Linked DNA regions of Homo sapiens: region 1 is linked to region 2. A link is a contact called in ENCODE Hi-C or POLR2A ChIA-PET data. All regions are on one chromosome and are shown on one strand. Each heading gives the region's core, a stretch centred on a gene start or an enhancer-like site at or near the end of the contact. The rest is flanking DNA. Distances are from core to core; before and after follow the strand shown. Region 1 holds the start of PELI3 (pellino E3 ubiquitin protein ligase family member 3). Region 2 holds the start of MUS81 (MUS81 structure-specific endonuclease subunit).

The links. A loop is a pair of places that touch in the nucleus more often than their neighbours do. ChIA-PET counts read pairs that join two places held with the same protein, here RNA polymerase II (POLR2A). Pooled maps may share reads with other maps.
Region 1: a loop to region 2 is called in a pooled map, with 10 times the contacts of the local background. The contact joins the promoter of PELI3 here to the promoter of MUS81 in region 2. A Hi-C loop is called at or near these places in 7 of 50 pooled maps. POLR2A ChIA-PET finds 5 or more read pairs at or near these places in 2 of 52 experiments (BJ and activated CD4-positive, alpha-beta T cell).

Annotation. Positions count from the first base shown.
Region 1 is chr11:66,465,122-66,468,204 of GRCh38, forward strand. It overlaps PELI3 (pellino E3 ubiquitin protein ligase family member 3), which reads left to right and starts at 1,784. Exons shown (of 8, transcript NM_145065.3): 1 at 1,784-1,906; 2 at 3,007-3,083. The coding sequence starts at 3,008. RefSeq lists enhancers at 1-250, 251-750 and silencers at 1,702-1,911, 1,922-2,271.
Region 2 is chr11:65,858,860-65,861,886 of GRCh38, forward strand. It overlaps MUS81 (MUS81 structure-specific endonuclease subunit), which reads left to right and starts at 1,574. Exons shown (of 16, transcript NM_025128.5): 1 at 1,574-2,029; 2 at 2,114-2,243; 3 at 2,491-2,576. The coding sequence starts at 1,895. RefSeq lists enhancers at 437-526, 1,047-1,096, 1,227-1,316, 1,597-2,136, 2,829-3,027 and silencers at 697-776, 1,827-1,986, 2,157-2,246.

The DNA of each region.
Region 1 (3,083 bases), core at 534-3,033, 610 kb after region 2:
CCATGCAGTCCAGTGTCAGGTGGAAGCACTGGGGCTCCTGTGAAGCATCAGCTCCACATCTGCCTGGCTTGTGACCTGGGGCAAGTTTCTTCTTCTGCCTGAGCCTCAGCTTCCTGGTGTGTAAATTGGGGATTATAACAGGGATTCAGTATATATTCACTGAGGACCTGCTCTGGCAGGCAATGCATTAAAAGCTGGGGGTACACAAGGGAGTGAGGCTGTCCCAGGGTCCCCGTGCACACCCAGCACAATGGACGCCTCTGGTGGCATCAGTGAGGGCAGCTATCCTGTGTCACAGGGTTTGTGTGACCTGCAGCCAGCAGCCCAGCGGTCTGGTGGTGTCCTGCTTGGTGGAAGTCTCGCAGGGAGATTCTCTGTGACTAACGAGTGTCTTTTCCCCTAAAGGATGTGCCGTCGGCTGCTTTCTTGTTTCATCTAGCCGCTGGGCCCCAGAACAGTTGGCAAAGCAGTTGGTATCTTTGGCTATTTTTAGGTGGAGGAGTTAGCGGGGTGGATATAGTAGGGCCCCAGGGGAGTCTGGTAGATGGGGAACTTCAGGTGCAACAAGTTTGTGGGGGTGGGAGTGGCAGCGGCTCCCTCTCAGGAATGTTTAGGCAAACTAAACATGCATCCTTCATAATGGAAGTCAAAAGCCACCTCCTCTGTGCAGTCTTCCTTGATTTTCTCATTAAACACCCCCACCGCCCCCCACAAGACCAAAGACTTGATCTGGAACTATAATCCAGCCTTTATAGTTCCAGACCAAGAGTACTGAGCAATAGGGACCTTACCTGATGCAGACAAGGTTTCTCTTCTGCACCTCTGAGGCTCCATCCCTAGTCAGAACGACAAGGTACGAAGTTAGGAGTTGAGACTGAAGCCACTCATACAGCTGAGATTCTCTCTTGGCCCGTTTCTAGCAAACTACAACAAGCAAGTCACTTTTGTAAATCTATTTCCTCATCTGTAAAATGGGCAACTATCGTGCCTGCCTCCCAGGATTAAAGTAAAGGGTTTAATTTGCTCAAAGCACAGCGCACAGCGCCTAACGTAGACTGATAGATCTCTCGCAAGCCCCAGGCCCAGAAGGGGCGGTGCTCCCCCAAAACTCTCTTTCCTTTGCAGCACAGCGGGGGGTGTGTGCATCCTGGCGGAGGGGAGGGGACTGAGGGGAGGGGAATGGGGGGTGCCCGAGCTGGGCTGGAAGACAGGTCTGCGACTCTGGTCAACTGCAGCTGCTTTCCCCGGCCTCCACCGCTGCCGCACACCCCCTTTGCCTTTAGCATTTTCCTCCTCTCCTCTAATTGCGTGGCGTCCCCAGATGGTAGGCGGGGTGTCGGAGCTGGGGGTGCGTAGTCCCGGGCCTAAGGCTAGGGAAGGGGCCTCCAGCGCCGTGTGAGGGCCCTGACCGACAGTGGGGAGGGGCGCCCATGTCTCTGGGAGAACCCCGGAGTCCCCGGAAATGGAGGCGGAGTTTGGGGAGTCTGAAATGGGGGAGGGGTCGTGTAGACTACGGGGGAGTCCTGAGCCGGCTAGGAGGGGCAAGGGAGTCCCTCAGACGGAGTGGAGAGCGGGGCTTCCCTGGTCAGAGGGCGGTACCAGGGGAAGGGCGTGGTCTCCTGCGAAGGGGCGGAGCTCCGCCTACGAAGGCTGAGCATCGCCGCAAGAGGCGGAGTCTGGAGCGAGGCGGAGCTCTCCTAGGGGCGGGGAAAATGGGGCGGGGCCTCCGGACAGGGGGCGGAGCGTGGCTGTTCGCGCTCATCCCCCTCCCCCGGCCCTGGGTGTCCCCGTGACGAGGCAGCGCGGAGCCGCCGCGGGCCGGGCCCATCCCGCCGCAGCGGCCCGGGGCCGAGCAGGGGCTAGGCGGGGAGGGAGCGGCGCCCAGCGGGGCCCGGAGCGTGGCCAGGTGAGGCCGCCGGGGCGGAGGGGGCGGGGGCTGCGCCAGGCGGGCCCCGGCGGGCGCGGGGGGCGTGTTTGCGTGTCTGGGGGTGGTGGAGGGAGTGGGTCCGAGGGCGGGCGCCGGTGGCTGCTGCGCGCCCGCGCGTCCCTGCGGTCGCGGGTGCGGGTGGTCTCTGCGCCGTCCGGGCCCGGGGCGTGCGGGGCCGTGCACGCGCGCGTGTTGTGCGGAGGGGCCGCCGGGTGTGGACCTGCGTAGGTGCTGGGCCGCGGTTCCCGTTCTGCCCGCCCGGGGCGCAGGGCGCGGGCCTGCCCCGGCGCGGTCCCTCTGGCGCGGGGATGTTTTCCAAACGGGCTGCCTGCGGGAGACGGCTGTGCTGCAGCCCGAGCTCGAGGGGGGAGCGCCGCCTCCGCAGGCCTCCTGAGACCCGGGCGGCTGGGGACGCAGACAGACACCTGAGGGAGGGAAGAGCGCGCACCCAGGAGGAGTCTATTGGCCTACCCGCAGGGGGAGGCCGAGATGGGGAGACTGAGGCAGATGGTGAGGCGGAGGCGGGCAGACAGGCAGAGATGGGGAATGGGGGGAGAGAGACGGCAAAAAGGACAGCGGCTGGGAGGACAGAGAGTCATTGAGAAAGCAGATGGACAGACAGAGGCCTAGACCTCAAAGGGGCAAGAAAGATTCAGATGGACAGGTAGATTCAAAGAACCTGTCAGAGAGGCTAAATCAGAGGTCCAGAGGCTAAGAGCTATAAGCAGGAACTGAGTCTGAGATGAGGGGTAACGGCCCCCAACTCATTGGGTGCCCCGCTTTGAAGCACATCCCAGACTGGGATCTTGGCCAAAAAGCAGCCTCTGGCCACCCCAAGTTGGTCCATCTCTTTGGCACCACTGAATATCCTGACTCTCTTCACTGTGCCACCCCTCCCTGGTATCCCAGCAACCTCGGGCAGTTTAGAGGAGGCAGAGGGGAAGTGGTTGCCATAGCAGTAGAGGCGGTGAAAGGTCACCCTTGCCTTAGCCTAGGCGGCCCTGCAGCAGGCTGCAGCTGGAATTGAGCCGGGCTGGGGTGGGAACCTACAAAGCTCTTTTCTCTCCCACTCTGCCCAGAATGGTGCTGGAAGGAAACCCTGAAGTGGGGTCCCCCCGAACCTCAGACCTCCAGCACCGGGGGAACAAGGGCTCTT
Region 2 (3,027 bases), core at 324-2,823:
GTTTGTGCATTCAATTCAAGGCTTCTTTACATGCCTTTACGTGCCAATGAGAAGAAATAGATATTAAACCAGACTTGAACCCAGCTCTCGAGTTGATAGCCAGGTACATGGTTATTCTAACATCCGCAAAACTGAGACAAGTTCTGTGGTAGTATATGCCTTAAAAAAAAAAAGAAACGAGCGGGGGACTCCGGGATGATTTTGTTGTTCTAGAACAGTGACCACAGCCTCACACTCTGCAGGAAAAGACTGGGTCGCAAACAAGTCAGAGGCAAACCCAGAAAGGGAACTGGGGGCCCTAATCCTATAAACGGAATTAAGGGTGTAAACGGAGAGCGATGCCTGGGAGTGGGGTACCTTGCAGAGCATACCGGGGGTTGTAGTCGGGGACATTCCACAGCACCGCCCCCGCCCGGACTCCCGGCGCTCCAGGTGGAGACAGCAGCTTGACCCCGCCTCCCGCGAGCGACCCTACATGAATATGAGGCTAGCGCCCCCTTTTCTGAGCCTTAGAGTTTCCAAGAGCAACGGGGAGAGAGAGGGGGGCTTCGCAGTTACCCTGGAGACGCGCTCTCGCCCGCCCCCAGCCGCGGGATGCCCTAGATGTCCTTATTAGGACAAGAGACTCGAGGGGGCGGGGCCAGCCCGACAGCCGGCTTGAGGCTCCTTATAAGGCCGCGGCGGGCGGGAGGCGGGAGCCGGAGCCCATTGGTCCAATTTAGCTTGGCTGGGGCTACTGCGCCGTGGGCTAGGCACAGTCCTGAGGGGCGGGACTGGAGCTCTGGCGCCCACCTCTCCCTTCCTCGCAGGCTGGAGACCTGCGTGTTGCGACTTCCGGCATAGCAGCTAGAGGCCGGGTGCTGCTTCAAACCCTGGCGGGTCGCCTGTGTCCAACTCAGCTATACGTGTCTTTCAGGCTTCTCAGGTTGAAGCCCTTTGTAGGGTTTCCATCTTCAACCTCCCTGAGGGTCTCCCACTTCCGATTAGCCACAAAAATGACGAAGTGTTCTCCCCTCTACCTGTGTCTGGGCTTCTTAACCCGCAGCCTGCTCCTCCGCTCCCAAACCCAACCGCGTGCCCATCTCAGGCCTCCCCAACTGCCAGGATGCCCAAGCACCTCTTACTTACAGTCCTCCTTCCTCTAGGCCTCTGACCCCCGACATTCCGAGTTCTATTTTGGGCCTTCTCGGCACGTCCCCGACTTCCTCTCCACCACACACTCTTTGCCCTGTATCCCGGGGATGAGGATCACCATTTCCTCCAAGGGTCCTGCAGCTCCTCCTGCCTTACCTTTGTGTCCTCATCCCCGGCACCCATTTCTGGGTGTCCCTCCCACCAATACGTTTGCACCCGTTTGTCTCCTAGCCCCCGCCTCTCCTGGACTCTTTTCAAGACCAGTCTCCATCTCCAGCCTCCTTCAAGCTTGAGGCTGAAGCTGACAATCTTAAGAGACCTTAGAGCCGCCAAGCTCAGGTTAGTCCGTTAAGCGCCGCCCAGCCAGTCCTCCCCGTCACAGGGGGCGCTGTCCGCCTTCCTCTCGCCTACACAAAGACCCCGCTCTCGAATCTGGGGTGACAGGAAGGAGCCGGTCCAGGCTCCGGGGGCTGGGAAAGGGCGCGTCTCAAAGGCTGGCTGGAGTGGAGCCAAGGGAAAAGATCGTTAGAGACAGCGCCCCTGACCAACCACTTAGAGCAGCGCAGGGGTGGGAGGGCGGCCGCAGGCTCTCCTCTCGTTAGTGCCCCCTGTGTTTGGGGCCCCGTGATCTCAACGGTCCTGCCCTCGGTCTCCCTCTTCCCCCGCCCCGCCCTGGGCCAGGTGTTCGAATCCCGACTCCAGAACTGGCGGCGTCCCAGTCCCGCGGGCGTGGAGCGCCGGAGGACCCGCCCTCGGGCTCATGGCGGCCCCGGTCCGCCTGGGCCGGAAGCGCCCGCTGCCTGCCTGTCCCAACCCGCTCTTCGTTCGCTGGCTGACCGAGTGGCGGGACGAGGCGACCCGCAGCAGGCGCCGCACGCGCTTCGTATTTCAGAAGGTGGGTCCTGGCGTGGCCCGATGGGAAAAGCTGCTGGCCAGGTCAGGCCTGCCCTGACCAGGTACCCTACCCCTGCCCGGCCAGGCGCTGCGTTCCCTCCGACGGTACCCACTGCCGCTGCGCAGCGGGAAGGAAGCTAAGATCCTACAGCACTTCGGAGACGGGCTCTGCCGGATGCTGGACGAGCGGCTGCAGCGGCACCGAACATCGGGCGGTGAGCGCCTCGGAAAGGGGTCGGTGATCCCCCACCTCCCCCAGGTGGAGCCTCCGTACTCTCCTGGGAGCCCTTGGCTTTTAAGCTCCCCACTCCTGTCCCAGTTGCCGTTCGGCCTAGGGCTAGTGGCTGGCGCTCCCTGAGCCTCCCTCACCGGTCTCACGTAACCATCTGAGTAGGTTGCATCCCAGATCCTCGCAGCTGCCGGATTCGTGGAGTGTGGAGTTAACTCTTTTCTCTCCCGCAGGTGACCATGCCCCGGACTCACCATCTGGAGAGAACAGTCCAGCCCCGCAGGGGCGACTTGCGGAAGTCCAGGACTCTTCCATGCCAGTGAGGAAGGGGCAAGGGGAGTGGAAGGCAAAGTGGGAGTGCGGGAGTATGATTTTCTGGCTTGGGGGATTTGGCAAGCCTGAGTCCAAATCTCACCAGTGATGCCTGGCCTTGAGCAAATGACTTATCCTCTTTTCGACTTAGTATTTTAACCTGTGAATAGAAATATTGGTAACAGCCAATGAGAGAATTCCATGATCAAGCTACTTAAGGATCCCAGCTCAGTTAGTTACGGGGTCACCATTATTGAGTTTTCCTGTCTAATTACACCTGTCCTGCAGCGCATGGTAGAAGTGAGGCCAGGCTGGGCAGACACCCCCACCCACTGCCCCGAAACTGCCTGCTGTTTTATCCCAGATTTGCAGCGGATCATCCCATCACCTGGCCCATTTTACAGAGAAGGAAACTGAGAGACAACTGAGTGACTTACCCAGGGCCACAAAGCCTGCTG